3 separate regions of the Mus musculus genome follow, and regions 2 and 3 are each linked to region 1. Evidence: chromatin loops called from intact Hi-C (ENCODE). Cell type or tissue: left cerebral cortex. All regions are shown on one strand.

Region 1 (2,500 bases):
AGCTGCGATCAAGGAGGCAGCAGAAAAGGAGAGGAGACGGGACAAGATGAGGTGAGGTGAAGAGACAAGAGAGCCTGTCCCAGCTCACCCGCACATCTTCCCTGGGTCCCATGATCTTGTGCCAGTGGGCTTTCTGCAGAATTTAACCACCAGCTGCATTTTATACAAGTTCTTTATTATGGTTTGAGTGGGAACTGTCCCCATAGGCTCATGTGTGTTAAAGCTTGGTCTCCAAATGGCGGTGCTGTTTAGGGAAATTATGGACCCTCTGAGACCTTGCTGCTGGACAGAGGCCACTGGGGAGTGTAGCTTGAGGTATAGCTTGGCCCTTCTTCTGGCTTGATTCCTGCCTCCTGCTTAGCATCGTGCAATAATAAGCAGCTTCCTCTAGCTCCTGCCTCTATGAACCAAGCCACTCTACCAGGTCTTCCCTGTCGTCATAGGCTGTCAGCCTCTGAAAGTGTGAGCTAACATAACCCTTCCTCCCTTGTATTCTTTCTACCCAATTCTTTGCTCACAGCAAAGAATACCGTTGTGATGTCAAGCGGACTGGAGAGATATCATCTGAGGGTCACAACTGGGTTACACAGATATGCCCTTATCAAGGTTAATCTTTCGGCATTACTCTGAGGGGTTCAAGATCGGAGCTCATGCTTGCATGACACATCAGAAAGGCCAAGTCGCATGTTCAAGTTCCCCCAACTCAGTAGTTCAACAGTGCCTGAGTCAACTCCTGCTTAGTCTGAACCACAGAGTATACCTCGTAACAAGGCCAGGACTCCACAACATGAGGGGAAGAGATCAGAAGCCAGGCTAGAACAAGACTAAGGGCTTAGCCTTGCCATGGACTCTGGATGTGTTTTCCAGGACCTAGAGGGATACCATTCAAGAGAGCAACATGTCCACTCCCTGAAGCAGAAAGTTAAAAAGTTGATAGAAGGGTTGGGTAGGTGTTGGGTAGCCATCAGGTATGCCAGGTAGGCCTCCCTGTCTCACTCTCCTTTCCTCTCCTCCCAAGCCCAAAGTTCTTCCAGCATCCTCTCAATATCTCCTTCTAACTTGGAGCCTCAGACAGTGGGCTGCAGATACAACAGGGATAGGTCCCGAAAGATGGACCAGGGCCTAAGATACAAGCTTGAGCCACTAAGGACAGCTGGAACTCCAAAAGAGCACATCGGGCTGTAGTGCCACCTGCTGGTAAGTCTCAGACCTTAGGTCTGGGACTGTCTGAACCCTTTAGAGGTTGAAGTACACAGGGATGACACCAGACAGAGGAGGGGGCAGTCATTTCCTTTATATAAACTTCGTTATATAAAATGAAAAGCCTGTGGAAAGACCCTCAAGCAGTGTAGGGCGAGGGAAAGAGAATACAGACCTTCCTTTGATTTGCTCACAAATTTAAGCCAGTTATCACCAGCTCTGTGATACAGGGTTGTCAGGAAATGCAAGGTTCAAGGCTCAATCCTGGTGTTTCTCCTCTCTTCCTGACTGGCTCATCCACCGTCTGTTATAATCATGAACTCTACCATTCGTGATCCTAGCTCTCTAGCTCTCTCTCCTAGAACCTGACCTCAGGATCGAGCGAGTGACCTTCTAACTCACATGTGTGAATAGACGAGAGAGAGAGAGAGAGAGAGAGAGAGAGAGAGAGAGAGGGAGGGAGGGAGGGAGGGAGGGAGGGAGGGAGGGAGGGAGGGAGGGAGAGAGAGAGAGAGCTCCCAGGATCTACTTGTCACACTCCCCTGGTGCTGGAGTTACAGGTACACACAGCCACACTCAGCTTCCTATGTGAGCTTTGCACTCAAGTCCTTATGTTTGCAAAGCAAGCACTAAGCGATCTCCCTAACTCCTAGCCAGAAAGGCAGAGCTTCTCTGGCCCATAAACTCAAATGGTAAAGAGAACCAGAAAAAAAAAGAAAAGAAAAGAAAAGAAAAGAAAAGAAAAGAAAAGAAAAGAAAAGAAAAGAAAAGAAAAGAAAACAGAGTTAAAGCTGGAGATATGGCACGATTGGTAAAGTGCTTGCCCTGCATTATGAAGTCCAGGGTTCGATCCCCAGCACCACCTAAAACGGTGTGTGGTGGTACAAATCCTAGCACTTGGCAAGTGGAGGCAGAAGGATCCGATCCTCAACATCCTCCTTAGCCTCCGTGAGCCTGAGGCCAGCCTGGGATGCCTGAGACCTTGCTGAAAGAAAGGGACGTGGGTGGAGAGTAAGGACGGAGGAACGGATGGGGGACTGTATGTGATGTGAATGAGCATAGCCGTGACCAGGAAGCACCGAATCTATCAAGTCAGATGAGAAGACTTATATCTGGGCTTGAGGGGTGGGAGTGAAGACACCATAGAACACCCGAGGCCACCGCAGCCCATGACACAGTGGAGTTGAGAGCAGGGTTTAGGTCATTCTGCTGTGTCATTCTAGAGTTCCAACTGATGGTCTGAAAAGACTTTAGAGGTTATCTCGTCCGAAGGCACAGCCAATACCTGAATCTCTCTCCT
Region 2 (2,500 bases), 250 kb before region 1:
CAGCCGCAGCACATCAACCCACAGGCAGCTTCACGAATTGAAGACTTGGCACAAACGCCGGTTCACATATAAACAGTTCACATCCTACACACACCCCTGCACGACACCGCACTCACACTTGCTCAAGTGCCCACGCTGCACAGTCCCATCTCTCTCCAGCCCATTTCACACGCCCAGGCATCCCTTCACATTTCTTTGCACACGGCTTGCACATAAACACAGCATTCTTACTACTCTCCATCTCTTCCACAAGCCGGTACAACCGACCACATCTGTGCTGCCCCCAACCCCCCCCCCCCGCCCCAACATCCCCTGCAACTTCAACAAGAGGCTTCCCGCTTGGTGTGCAGCGGCCACAGTGGCCAGGAATTAAAATGCAGCAAGGAGGAGCCGGGAGCGTCAGAACCGCGTCTCCAGGAGCGCACAGCGCTCGCCTCGGCCGCCGCCGCCCCGCCCGCCCGGAGCCGCGGGGCCAGCGAGCGCAGTAGCAGGTGCTCAGAGCCCAGCAGCGCCAGCCGCGCCAGCCTCGCGCGGCTGCTGCCCAAGTTCGCCCGGGGCCCGAGGAGGGCCGGGCTACCGAGAGAGGAGAGCAGCCGCCGCCACTGTCACCGCCATCGTGGACTTGGAGTCTTGAGAGGAGACGGGCCCACCGGAGCTGCGAGCTTCGATGAGCAGCGAGTCCGGATCAGCCTCAGGAGGTGTTGCTTGGGCTCCGCAGTTCCCAGCTCCCGTCTCCCAGAGAGAATAAGAGGCAAGGAACAGCATAGCCGGGTTTTTCTAAAGACGATCCGTGCCGAGAGGAAAAGCGATAGTTTCCCAGCACCAGCAACCTTGGAGGGGCCCAGCAGCGAGCAGCTTTCCGCAGGACGCCTTGAGAAGCCCCCGCCCCAGACGACAGTAGACACCCCGCGGGACTCAGGACTTGGGGAAGCCTGGGAGCGTCTCAGCAGAAAGCAGCTCCGGCAGCCGTGAGAAAGAAGGGTCCTGGAGGAAAGGGAAGGTGCAAGTCGCCACTCGGCGACCACTCACCCCAGTACACACCCACCCCACCCGCCGAGCCTGGAGCCGCGGAGTGCCTCTGGGGGCGCTCGTTCCTTGGCGCCTTCCCTCGCATGTCCCAGCACCACTGGGCTAAGGGCCAGACTAGTGGGGTCCCCGGGACTGGCCAAACCAGGCATGGTGGCCCAGTGGTCTCTCTCTCAGGATCAGCGTAAAAACTGGGGTTAGTCCGTGCAGGGGGGACTCATCTCAGGGTCCCCCGAGGTCCAGGACCAGGATAGGTCGGCGGGCACAGAGCCCAGGGATTGGAGAGGCGGCTCCCAATGGGGCCCCTCCGGAGGTAGTGCCCAGTGACTCTCGTCCTTCTGGAAGACTCGGGGCCAGCAGAGCCTGGGGGTGGGGGGTAGTTAGGAGAGGCCAGAGCTAGGGGCGGCGGGCCGAGGCGGCACTCAGTCCCGGGCGAGCGCCCGCGGAGGCGGCGGCGGCGACGCCGGGAGGGCATGCCGCGCCACCGGAGCTCCTGTCGGGAGCAGGCTTCCCTGGCACAAGCTGCGCGCGGCTGCTGCTGCTCCCACTGCTGCTGCGGACTCCCATGGCGGCTCCGCCCGGCCGGGGCCGCCGCCGCTGTCGCCAGCCTCGGGCTGAATGAATGAGCCGGAGCGGCGGAGCCCGGCTGCCGGCGACCGCGCTCAGCGGCCCGGGACGCTTCCGTATGGCCCGCGAGCAGCCGGCGCCCGCGGCGGTGGCGGCAGCTAGGCAGCCCGGGGGCGACCGGAGCGGCGATCGGGAGCTGCAGGGGCCAGGGGTCGCCCGCAGGGGGCGGCCGTCCCTGAGTCGCACTAAATTGCACGGGCTGCGGCACATGTGCGCGGGGCGCACGGCGGCGGGAGGCTCTTTCCAGCGGCGGGCGCTGTGGGTGCTGGCCTTCTGCACGTCCCTTGGCTTGCTGTTGTCCTGGTCCTCGAACCGCCTGCTCTACTGGCTCAGTTTCCCGTCACACACGCGAGTGCACCGCGAGTGGAGCCGCCAGCTGCCGTTCCCCGCTGTCACCGTGTGCAACAACAACCCCCTGCGCTTCCCGCGCCTCTCCAAGGGGGACCTCTACTACGCGGGCCACTGGCTAGGACTGCTGCTGCCCAACCGCACCGCGCGCCCGCTGGTCAGCGAGCTGCTGCGGGGCGACGAGCCGCGCAGACAGTGGTTCCGCAAGCTGGCCGACTTCCGCCTCTTCCTGCCGCCGCGCCACTTCGAGGGCATCAGCGCTGCCTTCATGGACCGTCTGGGCCACCAGCTGGAGGACATGCTGCTCTCCTGCAAGTACCGGGGCGAGCTCTGTGGCCCGCACAACTTCTCCTCAGTGAGTTGCCCTCCGCGCGAACCCGCCCTTTCTGACCCCGCGCTTCCCAGGAGTCCTGAGGCTCTTAGGTGGGCCCCAGGGACTGGACACCAGGCCCCTGTGAGTGTCACTACTTCCTGACTGGGTGTCACCTCTCCTCAGTGC
Region 3 (2,500 bases), 710 kb before region 1:
TTGTAAATTGCTGGGTTCAGGACCTGTTATAAAAAGATGTCCCTCTGGTGTGTGGCTTGGGTTTTCATTCTTTTAACTGCCCCCATGCCACCACCCCCACTTCTTATTTTGTTAGTTAAGATAAGTTTGGAGAGTGCAAAGTAAAAGAGGAGGAGGAGGAGGGGGAAGGGGAGGGGGAGGAGGGGGAGGAGGAGGAAGATAAAGAAGGGGGCTGGAGAGATGCCTCAGCAGTTAAGAGCACTGCTCTTCCAGAGGTCTTGAGTTCAATTCCCGGCAACCACATGGTGGCTCACAACCATCTGTAATAGGATCCAGTGCCCTCTTCTGGTGTGTGTCTGAAGACAGCTATAGTGTACGTCTATACATAAAATAAATAAATCTAAAAGGAGGAGGGAGAGGAGGAGGAGTAAAAGTCCTAAGAACCAGGGCAGCTTATAAACTGGATTCACTTTCAATTCCTGAAAGATCGGAATGTGAGGGAAATGAAACTGTCAGACAATCTTAATCAAGGTTCTATTAAAAGGGCCACCTCTCAGGGAGGCTCCAACTGGGTCTGCAGCCTCTATGGGACTGCACATCTACCTTGATCCTCATGGTGACCTCCCAGATGGAGGTTGTTCCTCTCTCCCCTCCTCCTACCTCCATCCACTCTGCTGTCTTGGGGTTTAATGGGCCGGTGTGGAGGGTTGAAAGGACAGTGTTAACAAGAGTCAAATCAAAAGGATATTCACCTAACTGTGTGTCTGCCTCTCTTCCTGGTTCCCCATTCTATTATTCCCATGCTGTGTGGGGGCCCAGCATTCGCTGAACATCTGGCCTCCCCCTCAGGAGGCTCAGGGTGTCCTTTTCCTCGCTGCAGTCAGTTCATGCTGGGCGTGCCCCACCCTCGGCAGGTGTAAGGTTTCTACTGGGTAGATCAAGCCAGCCTTGAACCCCAGCTCTTCCTGCATGAACTTCCTAAGTGCTGGGAATGCAGGGACATGCCAACCTTGCTCGACTGAGTGTGGTTGTTTCTGATTTATACCCCCTGCCCCAAGTCATTCGACTCAGGGAAAAACGCAAAACAAAAGCAAGATTTTAATCCAAGAGACAAGAGAAAAATGAAACTAAAACATGATACAAAGCTGAAGAACGGGAAAGATGGAAGAGAAAAGAATGGAAAAGCACAGTGTGTTTATGTATATAGTTCATGAACTCTTTAGAAGACTCAGGTTCCCCGGGGTCGGGGCGGGGGACGGAGGGGGGGGGGCAGAATCCAATCAAAAATATGTTACTTTCTCCGACTTCAAGCTCAGAATCACTAAAAAGTGGCAAACTGGTGATGTGATTCCAAACCTTTCCCTATCTTATCTTTTCAGAAGCTGCAGCAATTGCCTTTTCTTCTAGAATGTCGTCCCATTGTTTAAAAAGGAACTTCAAATTAGAATGATCTTCCCTGGGCAATTCCTGAAACAGCCACTAGATGGCAGAATGAGACCACAAAGATGCTGTGTCAGATTGGCTGCTGATCTGCATGCAGCCCGGGGAGCCGCGAGCTAGCAAGCCATCTCCTGCAGGCATCTGATTAATAATGGGGCTGTAATTATCTTTACACAATCCCGATTGCAGCTCCCGTTGTAGCCTAGCTGTTAAATTAAACTGCACAAATAAATATGCCTTGCGACTCAGCCTCCCCAGCACTGCCCACCCTGGGTGGCTTCCAGGCATATTAACATATCAAAACACAAACAGAACCCCTCCCCACTCCCTTCATTTTCATAACAAAAGGGGCCCCCTTTCATCTCCCCAGCAACCGGGTCTGTATTTAAATAGCTCTGTGAAGGCCGATAACGTTATTACTTTATTTCCCTAGTCTAGCCCTGGGATATCTGCTTCTTCGGGAAGATGGATGGATGGATTTTATTAGGAAGATGAAACACCCACGGACCCAAGCGGCCTGAAGCTTGGTGCAGAAGAGAGCCTGTAAAAGCCTCACCTAAAGGAATACTCAGAAATAACTAGGGATCCTAATTGGTCTGAGGCAGCGCTTTCCGGCTTAGTGGTCTAGGGTCAAAGGAATGAAAATGCAAACGAAATTGGGTTAGGGCCATAGGTTCCGGATGGTGGCATTATAAACTGTAGAGCCCTGGGCATGAAGACACATAGGGGTTAGAACTTCCTAGAAAGCACTTCACCCCAGCTGCAGGGCTGCTGACTTCCCCCCAAGTAACGGGAGATGTCTAGAGATCCTGCCTCCAGCCAGGGACAACTCAGGCGTGGGAGGGAGCTACACAGATGATGCAGATCCTGATTTGACTCCCAGTGTTAGAGAAGCTTGTACAATCCAAGGACTTGGCAGTACAAAGGCCTGTTTGGGGCGGCGGAAGCTAAGTCCTGAGGTTAACTCCTGCAGCAGGCACTCCTGTTAGGCCCCCAGTAGGTAGAGGAGAAGGGAGGCTTTACTCCCGAAGAGACTCCCTTCCATCATCCTAGGAGCTCCTCCTCTGCTCCCGACTACACA

The links. A loop is a pair of places that touch in the nucleus more often than their neighbours do. Peaks named below come from ENCODE experiments on the same cell type or tissue, not always from the same donor. Only the 100,000 strongest peaks of a DNase experiment are listed, where the experiment ranks them.
Region 2: it touches region 1 in a loop (6-fold over the local background); 7 of 42 quality-filtered maps call a loop at or near these places.
Region 3: a loop joins it to region 1, with 4 times the contacts of the local background. A loop is called at or near these places in 9 of 42 quality-filtered maps.

What each region holds. Positions count from the first base shown.
Region 1 is chr11:80,905,338-80,907,837 of GRCm38, reverse strand. The region is part of intron 3 of Asic2 (acid-sensing (proton-gated) ion channel 2); the gene reads left to right. It overlaps Gm51909 (a long non-coding RNA gene), which reads right to left. Exons shown (of 3, transcript XR_003949743.1): 1 at 1-2,500. Among named protein-coding and RNA genes, the nearest start is that of Gm51909, 8.7 kb to the right of the region's middle. In left cerebral cortex, a CTCF peak has its summit at 1,205 (motif pointing left); a DNase peak (open chromatin) is centred at 1,183; H3K27ac peaks cover 272 bases.
Region 2 is chr11:81,151,614-81,154,113 of GRCm38, reverse strand. Asic2 (acid-sensing (proton-gated) ion channel 2) reads left to right here and starts at 1,211. Exons shown (of 10, transcript NM_007384.3): 1 at 1,211-2,356. The coding sequence starts at 1,649. It overlaps Gm51910 (a long non-coding RNA gene), which reads right to left. Exons shown (of 3, transcript XR_003949744.1): 3 at 2,381-2,500. In left cerebral cortex, CTCF peaks have their summits at 362, 1,074 and 1,820 (motif pointing right); DNase peaks (open chromatin) are centred at 89, 362, 1,113 and 1,883; H3K4me3 peaks cover 2,408 bases; H3K27ac peaks cover 2,172 bases.
Region 3 is chr11:81,612,428-81,614,927 of GRCm38, reverse strand. It overlaps a transcript of Asic2 not described here. Among named protein-coding and RNA genes, the nearest start is that of Gm11418, 26 kb to the right of the region's middle. In left cerebral cortex, a CTCF peak has its summit at 1,460 (motif pointing right); DNase peaks (open chromatin) are centred at 1,483 and 2,294; H3K4me3 peaks cover 1,077 bases; H3K27ac peaks cover 400 bases.